3 separate regions of the Homo sapiens genome follow, and all the other regions are linked to region 2. A link is a contact called in ENCODE Hi-C data. All regions are on one chromosome and are shown on one strand. Each heading gives the region's core, a stretch centred on a gene start or an enhancer-like site at or near the end of the contact. The rest is flanking DNA. Distances are from core to core; before and after follow the strand shown.

Region 1 (3,698 bases), core at 939-3,438, 180 kb before region 2:
TTTCTCAGAACAAGTAACGGAAAATCAGTATGGATATTTCAGCCTATTTGACCTGATTGACACTCATAATGTACTTTACTGACAACAGCAAAATACATAGCTTTTTCAAGTGCACATGGAATTTTGACCAAGATATGCCATGTGCTGGGCTAAAAGTAAGGCAAGTGAATAGTTCTGGCAATCCAGGAATTCAAAACAGGTTATATTCTATTGGCATGGGACAAGTATCTTCATATAAACAGTTACCTTATGATATGGTTTGGCTCTGTCCCCACCCCAAATCTCATCTTCAATTCCCACGTGTTGTGGCAGGGACCTGGTGGGAGGTAATTGAATCATGGCTGCAGGTCTTTCCCGTGCTGTTCTTGTGAAGTGAGTAAGTCTCATGAGATCTGATGGTTTTAAAAATGGGAGTTTCCTTGCACAAGCTCTCTCTTTGCCTGCTGCCATCCAGGAAAGATGTGACTTGCTCCTCCTTGCCTTTCACCATGATTGTGAGACCTCCCCAGCCACATGGAACTGTAAGTCCGTTAAACCTCTTTCTTTTGTAAATTGCCCTGTCTTTATCAGCAGCATGAAAACGGACTAATACATGATACAAAGGAGGGATTATACGTATGGATCCAACATCGACCTAGAATGTGAGGAAAGACACAATCCTAAGCAAGTAATGACAAACAAAAACAACAGGATGCTATTGAGATGGAGCAGGAACCCATCTTAGGAGCCTGTGGAGCACCCCTAAGCATGGAAATAAAGGAAAATCTTGAGTTCCTTCAAGGGAAATTCCAGGTACCTAGCTAGCCCTAAGAAGTAAATAAGTAACTTGATAAGCAAGAAGGTAATTATAGCTTAAAACAATAACCAAGGAAGTTAGATTCCCTATAGAAACGAAAGATAACATCTTAACATATGTCCCTGAATTGTTTCTCAGAAACCCAGACCCCCAACAAAACAGATCCACTGGCATGCAGACCTCAGACAAGGGGGAAATGAGGACGGAACTGACCACCATTCTTTCTTCTAAATTTCTTCCTGAAGGGCAAGGAGGAAGTCACACCCACGAGCCAGAGCTAACATTCATTTTTGCTGACCCCAAATTTTTAACAAAGCTTCTCTTCCTTCACTGATGGCAAGTCAGAAAATCTTTGAATGTATAACCTATAAGCACCCTCACTTTAAAGATTTTCAAGATATCCCAGCTTGTTAGACCAAACCAATGTGCAACCTCCGTGTATTATGATTTTGCCTGTAACTTCTGCTTTCTTGAAATTAACCCTGCGTTTAAAAATCCTTACTTGCAAGCCAACTGAAGGTCAGGATTTAAGCAAGAGCTGCCCCATTCTCCTTGCCTGGAGCTCTGCAGATAAGCGCCCTCTTTTCTCCCAGTGCAAACCTTAGTGCGGATGGCTTGGCCTTACTGCACCAGAAGAACGGACCTCAGTTTTTAGGTAACACTGTGCCCCAGACATCTGGCCACTTTATGTCTGAAAGGGCCAATGTGGTGATGGGGGCTGGGGGACGCCTCAAGGCTGGCGGAGCCTGGTGCCTTTCTAGAATTTGGTGGGTGCAGGACGGGTGAGGGGCGGAGGCAGAGGATCAGGAGAAGAAAAAGAGATAGTGGCTGCTGGCCCCAACATTTTGAAGCAAAGAACAAGAGGAGTATTTTACGAAGATTGGCGGATGGTGTATTGTGTTGATGCCTTAACTGCAGTCGACGAAATCTCCAGGAAGGATCCTCCTCCCGTTCATTCTCGACGGTGGCGCATCCACTTTCGGAAGGCCGGGCCTCGAAGGGTGGGCGCGCGGGGCAGGAGCAGGACCACCCCGATGCCCCCATTCCTTCCCGGGAGGCGGGGCCCACAGGCCTGGGGTGCGGCAAGGCAGGAGCCAGTGCCGTGAAGGGCAACCCAGGGCTGGTCTCCCGCCAACCTGTCTGCAGCCCGAGCACCTGGGCCAGGGGCGGAGACCGGACCAAGGAGGCACCGGGCGCGGCGAACACCCCCGGGGCCCCTCCCCGAGCGGGGCCCCGCGTCCCACCGCAAACCAGGGGAGCTTGGGCACCACCTGGCTGGCACCGCCGGGCCCGGCCGGAGGGGGGCGCAGGAGGGCGGCGCGGGGGCAGGTGCGGGGCGGGGCACGGGGGCGGGACCACACAGGGCCGCGGCAGCCGCGCCCGCTGGGCCACAGAGGCCGCTGAGGCCGCGGCGCCCGCCAGCCTGTCCCGCGCCATGGCCCCGCGCGCCCGGCGGCGCCGCCCGCTGTTCGCGCTGCTGCTGCTCTGCGCGCTGCTCGCCCGGCTGCAGGTAAGGAGCGCCCGCGCCTGCCGGGCCGCGCGGCCCGACGCCTCCTCGGGAGCCCCGGGAAGGGCCGGGGCCGGCGGCATCCTGGCTCCTCCGCCTTCCGAGAGGAGCCGGAGTTTTGGGGAGCGGAGGCCGTGGGAAGCTGGGGAGGCGCTTCCAGAGTTGGACGGCGGAGGGCGGGAAAGGGCAAGCGGAGGGAAACTGGGGCGCAGAAGGAGCAGGTTGGCGGGACCGCAACACCCGAAACGGGCTCTTCCAAAAGCCCCTCTTAGCCGCAGGCTTTGATGCTGTCATTTTCTCCAAATGCTTCTTGAGCACCTACTAAGCGCTTGCGCCGGGCGGTGCCGCGGGAGACAGCGCCGTGGGCACCTCACTTGCGGCAGATAACCGTTCCCGATACGATTTCTCCCGGGTGGCCTCCGTCCCAAATTTCCACCCGGAAAGAGACATGATTCCCTCCGTCCCTGAACTGCGGGCTTGCCTTTGCCTCCCCTGAGCCCCTTCGGGGACACCCCTGCCAGCTCGCCTGGAGGCCCCGCACGGCGGGGAGAGACTGCGCGCGCGCCCCGGGGATGCTGGACTTGACCCTCGCAGACCCGAGTGGCTTCCCGGTCCTCTCGGAACAGGTTTCTCAGTACAGTTAGCAAGCGAATGCAGCCAGGCACGGACTTTCTGCCTCGTGGAGGAGGGCCGCAGAGGGAAGCACACCCAGCACAACAAACGCTTTAAAAATCGTTGATACGAACTTGAAAGCTCTCACAGGGAAGGGCGAGTGGTGGTTTTCTTGGTTTCGGCTGGGTCAGATTTCCCCTCTGTTAACACTAGGTTAGGCTGCTGCCGTCCCTCCGCAGCCGGGCACGGAACCCGGAGAGGCGTGGGGAGGGACGCATGGAGAATCGTGTTTGGGTGAGAAGAGAGGGGAAAAGCCTTGACAGAAATAATGTGGGTGCACTGAAGGCTGAAGCAAAAGATTCTAGGGAAGATTCATTCCCAATTGTATGGGTCTGTCAGTATGGTTGAGGGAAACGAAGGCGGAAAAGTCTAAAGGATTTTTTCATTTTAAGCACTTCAGGTGTTGCTTAATTAAGTGTTCAACAGGTTGAACGGGGTGCTACCTTATTTGAACCAAAGGACCAGGGTTTCAGCGAACAGCTAGCCACCTAAGAAAAACCTGCCTGACCACGCAGTTGCAAAATTATCTCTCACTGCTGTCGCAAAATGACATATTCATATGTGCATAAAAGGCGTTCGGTTCTAATATGAACAACAAATGCTATCAAAATAAGTTTATTTTTCAGGGAGACCTTTCAACAAATGCTGTTTCCCGTCTTTTTGCCTTTAAGCCCCTTTCATTATGCATGTTTAAAAATGTAAACTTTTGCATTGGTCATTTCC
Region 2 (3,700 bases), core at 288-2,787:
ACCATGCCCAGCTAATTTTTGTATTTTTAGCAGAGACGAGGTTTCCCCATGTTGGTCAGGCTGGTCTCGAACTCCTGACCTCGTGATCCGCCCGCCTCGGCCTCCCAAAGTGGTGGGATTACAGGCATGAACGACTGTGCCTGGCCAATTTCAACATGAGGTTTGGAGAGGACAAATATCCAAACTACATCAACTGTGTTACAGAAGATTCTGCCCGTCTGTAGACTAATGTAAATGTTCTTAGCATGGTTTAAGGCAGGCTAGGCTAAGCTCTGATGCTTGGTAGGTTAGGTGTATTAAATGCATTTTCGACTCATCATCAAAATCTGAAACTTTTTGAATGCTGATATGATGCCACAAGTGGTAAATTCCACACAAAAATACTTATCACAAACTTTGTTTCGTGCACAAAACTATTTAAAATATTGTAAAAAGCTACCTTCAGGTTTTAGTTAATTTTATGTTGAGTGAACTTTACATCAATAAAATAGAATAAATTTTAAAATGACAACAACCACCAGACTCTTGACCCTCTCTCAGGTACCACACTTGAGCCCAGGACCTCTGTGGAGCTGCCTCCATGGGAATCAACCACAGTCCCCAAGAACATCCAGGTTAGTCCTTCATGGCTAAGCCAGTCCTGAGGGGCCAGGAAGCAGTCTATTCCCATTCTACCGTTTATTGAGGCTTGGGAAGTGTCACACATCCCAGAGCAGTTTCTGATCACCCTGTGTCACAACCCCTCCCCTCCAGCCCTCTGTTCAGCAGATCTTGGATGTTGTACCCTGCACTGGCTACATAATTTGCAGAGCCTGTATGAAATGAAATTGTGGGGATGTCTCTTAACAAAATTAAGAATTTCACCATGACGCCAGGACAGTGGCTCACATCTGTAATCCCAGCATACTGGGAGGCCAGGGTGGGAGGTTCGCTTGAGCTCAGGAGTTTGAGACCAGGCCGGGCAACACAGTGAGGCCCTATCTCTACAAAGAAGAGAAGAAACAACTTAGCCAAGCGTGGTGGGGCACGCCTGTGGTCCCAGCTACTAAAGAAGTTGAGGTGGGAGGACTACTGGAGGTTGAGGTGGCAGTGAGCTGTATTTGCACCATTGTACTCCAGCCTGGGCATCAGAGTGAAACCTTTTCTCAAAAAAAAAAAAAAGAAAAGAAAAAATATCAAGAAGGTGTTGGCAGAACATTTAGGGCCCTTCTGAGCTCAGGGTCCTGTCTGCATGGGTCCCCTGCCCTGGTGGTGTCCCGTCCCTGTCTCCTGTCCCCGCTCCATGGCTGCTTTATCACACTATGGAGTCCCACTCTGAGGATGACGATTGCTTGTACCCTGTCTGAGCCACCTTGGGCCACTCAGCTGTCCTCACAGAGCCTCCTTCTGAAGCCAGATTGGTTGAATATCCTCCTGTCTTCTCTCATGGCCTCTTGCACATGACCTGGGAGTCAGTTTGCCTGCACCCACAATGGGCTCTGCAGTATGTCTGGCTGCTGCGAGAGCTCACTTACACCAACAAGGTAAGCATGGTAGCCCCAAGGCCCTGGTCCAGTGGAGGAGCCAAGATCTGATGACCTCCAAGACCCCCTCAAGCCCTGAAGTTCTGTATTTAATTGAGGCTGGCATGTACTGTTACACCTATTTTCACAGATGAGTAAACTGAGACTCAGAGAACGTCAGTGGCTGCAGCAAGGTCATGCAGCTCACACTGCTGGTTAAGAGTTTCTTTCAAGTGTAACGTAGGAAAATGTACAACATTTATTGGTTTTACTTTTGATAATACTGGCTCATATATAGTTACCTGCTAGGTCTCTGTTAAGATCGAGACTTTTTTTTTTTTTAAATAGCTTTGCTGGCTAAGTTTCAGTTTCGTTTCATTTTCCTCCTATCACTTAAGTTTCAGTTCTGTTTCTCAGGATATTCTCTTTCCCTTTTTACTAGTATTATCTGATTCTGTTTGTTAGAATTGTTCCTTGGTGCCCTTTAACCTGATTAAAATGAACAGTTATTCTAAGGTAGATATTCCCAAGCAGGAATTTTAAACAGAGGTAAACCTTAGTACCTTGCCAATTTATTCCAGCATTGGCAAAATGTATCTGCTGTAGTAGAGCATAAATTTGTCCAATCGCTGCCTGAGTACCTATGTGTTCGTGGCTTGATTTACCTTATCTGTAATTCCTGGATGTTAAAAGGACACCAAAAATCTCTGACACCCTGATTAGCCTACCTTGAAGAACCCAAGCCCAGGATTTCTGCCTTTGCCTAGAAAAAGGACTGATTCAGAACTTCCTGAGCTACCTAGTATTCTGGCCATAAAGTGGAGGAAAGGAATCTATAATCCCATTTTCTTCTTTTCATTCATAGCTTATTCTCAGTTCTGCAAAAATCCAAACTGCCCCAGGGCTCATGGGACAACATAAACTAGAAAGTTTGTGGGAAAGATTTAAACTGGCCACCAAGTGGTTAGACACTCGCCAGACCTGACGGCACTTGGCGGGGTTGGGGGCAGGGGCGGGGGTGGGGAAGATCCAACAATTTGGACAATCACATACTTCAGACACGAAATCACTAAAATGTTTAAACTCTAAAAACTGTCTACTTGAAATTTAAATCCTTGATGCCTCCTCCATATTTGAAATTATATTCTTTTTTATTCAGAAATTATGCCCAATTTTGATGATTTGGAAAACAGAAAAAAAGTAGAAAGAAAAAGACAAAAATCTAAATGGCAATCCAGGCACTAAAACTCATCTTAGCATTTTGGTATATTCCCTCTCATTTCTTCTTTCTACTCATATTTTTGTGTATCATTTTGACTATGTCATATATACAATTTTATATGCTGATTGTTTCCACTTATTGTATTTCCCTGTGTTGATACAAATTTTACCAACTATATTTTTACTAGATACATATTCTCTCATACATATATAAAAATATATATTATATAACTATATATAAATTATAAATTTATATTATATATTTAAATTTAAATTATACATGTTATATAAAACATATAATTTTATATATACATGAGAGAATATTACATATCTAGTAAAAATGTAGTTAGTAAAATTTGTATCAACACAGGGAAATACAAGTGGAAACAATCAGCATATAAAATATTGTGTGTGTATGTATACGTATATATAATGTATTTGCTCATTCACTTTTTTGGGAACAACAATATTACTGATATCCTATTATAAACATGTTTACATACAAAGCTTTTTATTTTTCTGCTTTAGGATTGTTTCCTTAAGTTAAACTCCCCAAAATAGGTGCACTAAAAGGTATGAAAAGTTTTAAGATTCTTGATACATATTGTTAGGTTACTTTACAAGATAGTTGTAACAGTTTACTTTCTAAAAAGGCTGTTTAATGTAAACATTTCTGGTAAAATCACTACTTAAAGTTGTGTGAAGCCAATACTCTGTTAAAAGCAGCCTGTCACACATCTAATTTGTACCAAAAGAAGTCCTTTATTTTACTAATGCCTCTGCAAGGTTTATAGCAGTTCACCAATATGACCACATTTGGACTTTAAAACCAAGCTTTAATCAGTAATGTATTTGACACACAGGCATAAAGAGAAGTATATATATAATGTGGTCCATATCCCGTAGAATAGACAAGAATTCCACATAGAAAGAGTTGCTGGGGAAATCTGGTTGCTGAACTAGGTGGTAAGTGCTAC
Region 3 (3,629 bases), core at 495-2,994, 220 kb before region 2:
ATGGACTGTTTCTTTCAAGCCAAGAAGGGATGCTCTCCTAATCTCACTAACAGGTTGTTACCAGTAAGTGTAGTAGCATGAACCAATGGCCTAACATTTTAATGTCTCGTGTGGATGACTAAACCAAGAAAGGCCAATGAGTCTGCCTGCCCATCCTCAGTCACAGCTAACCCAGTTCTTATTCCAGTTTACCAAACCATTTTTTATTGCATGTTGACTGGTTTACAGCTGACTCTTCGAGGCATGAGTGAAGCGTTAGTTGACAAGCGGGTTGCTCCGGCCCTTGTTACCTTGTCCAGTGATCCTGAATTGTGAGTTTCACAGACTGCGACCTTAAGTTATCCTGTCTGTCTTTTTGAGCATTCTTCTTGGTCTGCTTTTTTTAAATTTATTTAATTTGTCATTGCTAGAGACTAATACAGTATATTTACCTTGTACTTACTTTAATATACATTTTAATAATACTCGTTGTTCATCTCAAATCTTCAGTTTCTTTCTGTTTTAATTCTAACAGCTCTGTCAGGATTGCCACAATTCCAGCCTTTGGCACTATTATGGAAACAGTAATTCAAAGAGAGGTAGGAATAATTGAAATTTATTTATGTCTGTGTAATATTGATGTGGTCATGATACATGTATCTGGTGGTAGGCTGCAGGGAGCATCTTACCTTTTATTTTGTGCCCTAGTTAGTTACAGGCCAGAGGAGGATCTCACTGTGAAAACATGGTAGCCTAACCAAGGTATATTTCCATATCCTAAGGAAATCTCTAGTCTTTCCTCTCAGTCAGAACATTAAGTATAGGCCAAGCTTTCAGGGATGTCCAAGGGAGAGAATATAGTCATGGGTTCTTAGTTTCTCTTTCTGATTGGGCCAGTAAAGCCCCTTCCTCTTCCCTCTTTTCTACTTATCACTAGAGACAGAAACTAAAAACCCCGGCTTCAGGCTGCTAAAAGCCTTAAACAAAACAAAACAGAACAACAACAAAATAAGGTGTATTGGACAAGCTTGCTAGATGTTCTATTGTAAGCTGAGCTGGATGTTGCAGTTTTGAATAATCCTTCAAATCAGGTCTAGTTCCAAAGCCTTCTATTACCCGGTAGGCTTCTGGCCAATCTACATAAATTCTTGATTGCCAGTGTTGCACAGATTTGAGGACTGTTTTCCCAGATAACATCATTAGGAACACAAATGTATCTCAGTTATAAATGAAGGCAAGAGGGCACTTGTATTCTGATAACTGTGTCATTGGTATGAAGCTGTAAAAGTGATTTAGTAGACTGGTATCCTCTTGTTGCAGAGTAGATCTCTGGGCAGACCCTCTGTCATGCCTGTTTCAGGAGACCACCAAGGTCTTCCTTCTTAAAGGTGTATTTTAATTCTGAAACTAATTTCAAGTTTTTTAGATTCTATTTGCAACACTAACTATAAGACACTTCTCAAAATTGATATCAGATTTTTATTTCTTTGTTATTATATTGGATATGTCCTTATACAAATGAAAAAACCCTGTAGATTAGCACATATATTATTTGTGGACATATTACCCAAAAGAAAAAAGTTTTAATAAAACTCCTTTGTCATATAGATTTTTCATGACAAAAACTAAAGTTTTGTTAGTTACAGAAAGAATATTTTCCATTTTTTCACTTATATATTTCACTGGTGAAGCCACAGAGGAAAAGCACATCATTCTGCAAAGCTTGCAGTCTTGGCAGAATTTCAACATGTTCTCAAAACCTAAAATAAAAATGTCTTTTAGGGAAATGTGAGTAAGATGTAAGTCATTAATGACTCATTGCTTTCAGAAGGTGAATAATTGGGTAACTTACAGTGTGATTTGTTTTAAGAATTATAATTTAGATACAAAATAATCATAAAGTTACCTACTTTTCCCTAAATACGGTGGGATTTTTTTTCTTTTGTTGTTATAATTTGTTCAGGAATATTTGTATTTTTTAATTAAGAATTTGTAAGCATAAGCAAAAGTAGGAAACCTTCTCTGAGCCAAAAGATTAAATAACTATTTATTTAATTCCAAATTTCTACTGTCATTGGACTATAGGTTGCTTTAATCCACTGCTTTAAGTCATGTTTAATGTGTGTCTTTCACTTTAACAACACTACTCAGTTTTCAATATTCTATGAAATGACTGTACAATATCCAATTTTAAGTTGCTGGAAAGAGTGAAAATGCAGTTGGCTTCTTTCCTGGAAGATCCTCAGTATCAAGACCAACATTCTTTGCATACAGAGATCATAAAAACATTTGGTAGAGTTGGCCCTAACGCAGAACCCAGGTTCCGAGATGAGTGTAAGTTGCATTTTTCTACCTTTTTCCTGAATTGTAATGTAAGATCAAAGCTAGACACTCCTCTGAGGCCTTGTCATGTATTAAAATTTTGGTGCATTTGTCATGTGTTAAAGCCTTGTGTACTGAAAGCCTTGTGTACTCTTGTGTACTGAAAGCTAAACATGAAACAAGTTAGTTATTGTGAATTAATCAGTATTGATATTAGTGGATGGTTTTGTATTATTTTGTTTTGAGACAGAGTCTCGCTCTGTCACCCAAGCTGGAGTGCAATGGCATGATCTCAGCTCACTGCAACCTCTGCCTCCTGGGTACAAGTGATTCTCCTGCCTCAGCCTCCCAAGTAGTTGGGATTACAGGTGCCCACCACCATGCCCGGCTAATTTTTGTATTTTTCGTAGAGACGGGGTTTTGCCATGTTGGCCAGGCTGGTCTCCAGCTCCTGATCTCAGGTGATCTGCCTGCCTCAGCCTCCCAAAGTGTTGGGATTACAGGCGTGAACCACCGCACCCGCCCTAGTGGATGGTCTTATACTGTATAAGTATACAGATGGTCTTATACTGTATACTGATTGCTGTAAGACATATGAAGAGTAACTCAAACTTAATTTCAAGTTATTTTAGAAATATTTCTTAATAACTGCTAATTGCTAAATACTGTGCTGCCTTAGAGTTTATTTTTTATTTTTAAGGAAATTTTTGTGTGTTTCTAGACATGTTCTTATGAAAAACAGACATTTCTTCCACTTAGCATGCCATTCAGCACGATACATAACTTTGTTTTAATTCATAGCTTGTTGATCTGCTACATGATCTTCCACAATTGTCTGCCTTTTTTCTCTAGATTTTACAGAGTCTCTTTTACTGTGGGCCTCAACATTTATGGCCACAATTTCTTTGGATAGCATCAAAGCATTAAGAACTTATGACTCCAAAAGCATATCAGTTATCATAGCTCTTTTATTTTTAGCAATTTGACATGCTCTAGAGAGGGCCACAAGTTGGGTCACTTAAATCAGTTTAGTTTCTAGTACATTATTTTATTCTCCGGCAGACTGTTACATATCCAGGCTGGCATATGACTCTTTAAGATAAGAGTCATCAACAAAAAATACTAAGTCAGGATTTGGACTGCAGTGTCCAAAAAATCGATTGAAGGCATGCACACTGATCAAACTATAGAAACACAGTCATGACATTTTTTTTCACTAGGTAAGTGTCTTTATAATTAGCCAACTAACAGAAGAAAGTTGATATTTTAGTTAGCACTAGGGATAGTTCCACATGTTGCAGTGTCAAATTTACAGGTGATTCTAGGTA

What was found. A loop is a pair of places that touch in the nucleus more often than their neighbours do. Pooled maps may share reads with other maps.
Region 1: a loop to region 2 is called in a pooled map, with 8 times the contacts of the local background. The contact joins the promoter of TNFRSF11A here to the enhancer-like site in region 2. A Hi-C loop is called at or near these places in 5 of 37 single-sample maps with no recorded cell type and 11 of 50 pooled maps.
Region 3: a pooled map shows a loop between it and region 2 (7-fold over the local background). The contact joins two enhancer-like sites. A Hi-C loop is called at or near these places in 2 of 37 single-sample maps with no recorded cell type and 9 of 50 pooled maps.

Annotation. Positions count from the first base shown.
Region 1 is chr18:62,323,122-62,326,819 of GRCh38, forward strand. TNFRSF11A (TNF receptor superfamily member 11a) reads left to right here and starts at 2,189. Exons shown (of 10, transcript NM_003839.4): 1 at 2,189-2,306. The coding sequence starts at 2,232. RefSeq lists silencers at 1,821-2,030, 2,081-2,280.
Region 2 is chr18:62,504,559-62,508,258 of GRCh38, forward strand. No RefSeq gene overlaps it. Among named protein-coding and RNA genes, the nearest start is that of ZCCHC2, 17 kb to the right of the region's middle. RefSeq lists an enhancer at 1,750-1,999. Within about 2 kb of position 1,538, at least 10 of the 41 ENCODE cell types and tissues checked have a DNase peak (open chromatin) inside an H3K27ac peak, as active enhancers do.
Region 3 is chr18:62,280,132-62,283,760 of GRCh38, forward strand. RELCH (RAB11 binding and LisH domain, coiled-coil and HEAT repeat containing) reads left to right here. Exons shown (of 29, transcript NM_001346231.2): 24 at 515-578; 25 at 2,175-2,313. Among named protein-coding and RNA genes, the nearest start is that of TNFRSF11A, 43 kb to the right of the region's middle. Within about 2 kb of position 1,745, at least 4 of the 41 ENCODE cell types and tissues checked have a DNase peak (open chromatin) inside an H3K27ac peak, as active enhancers do.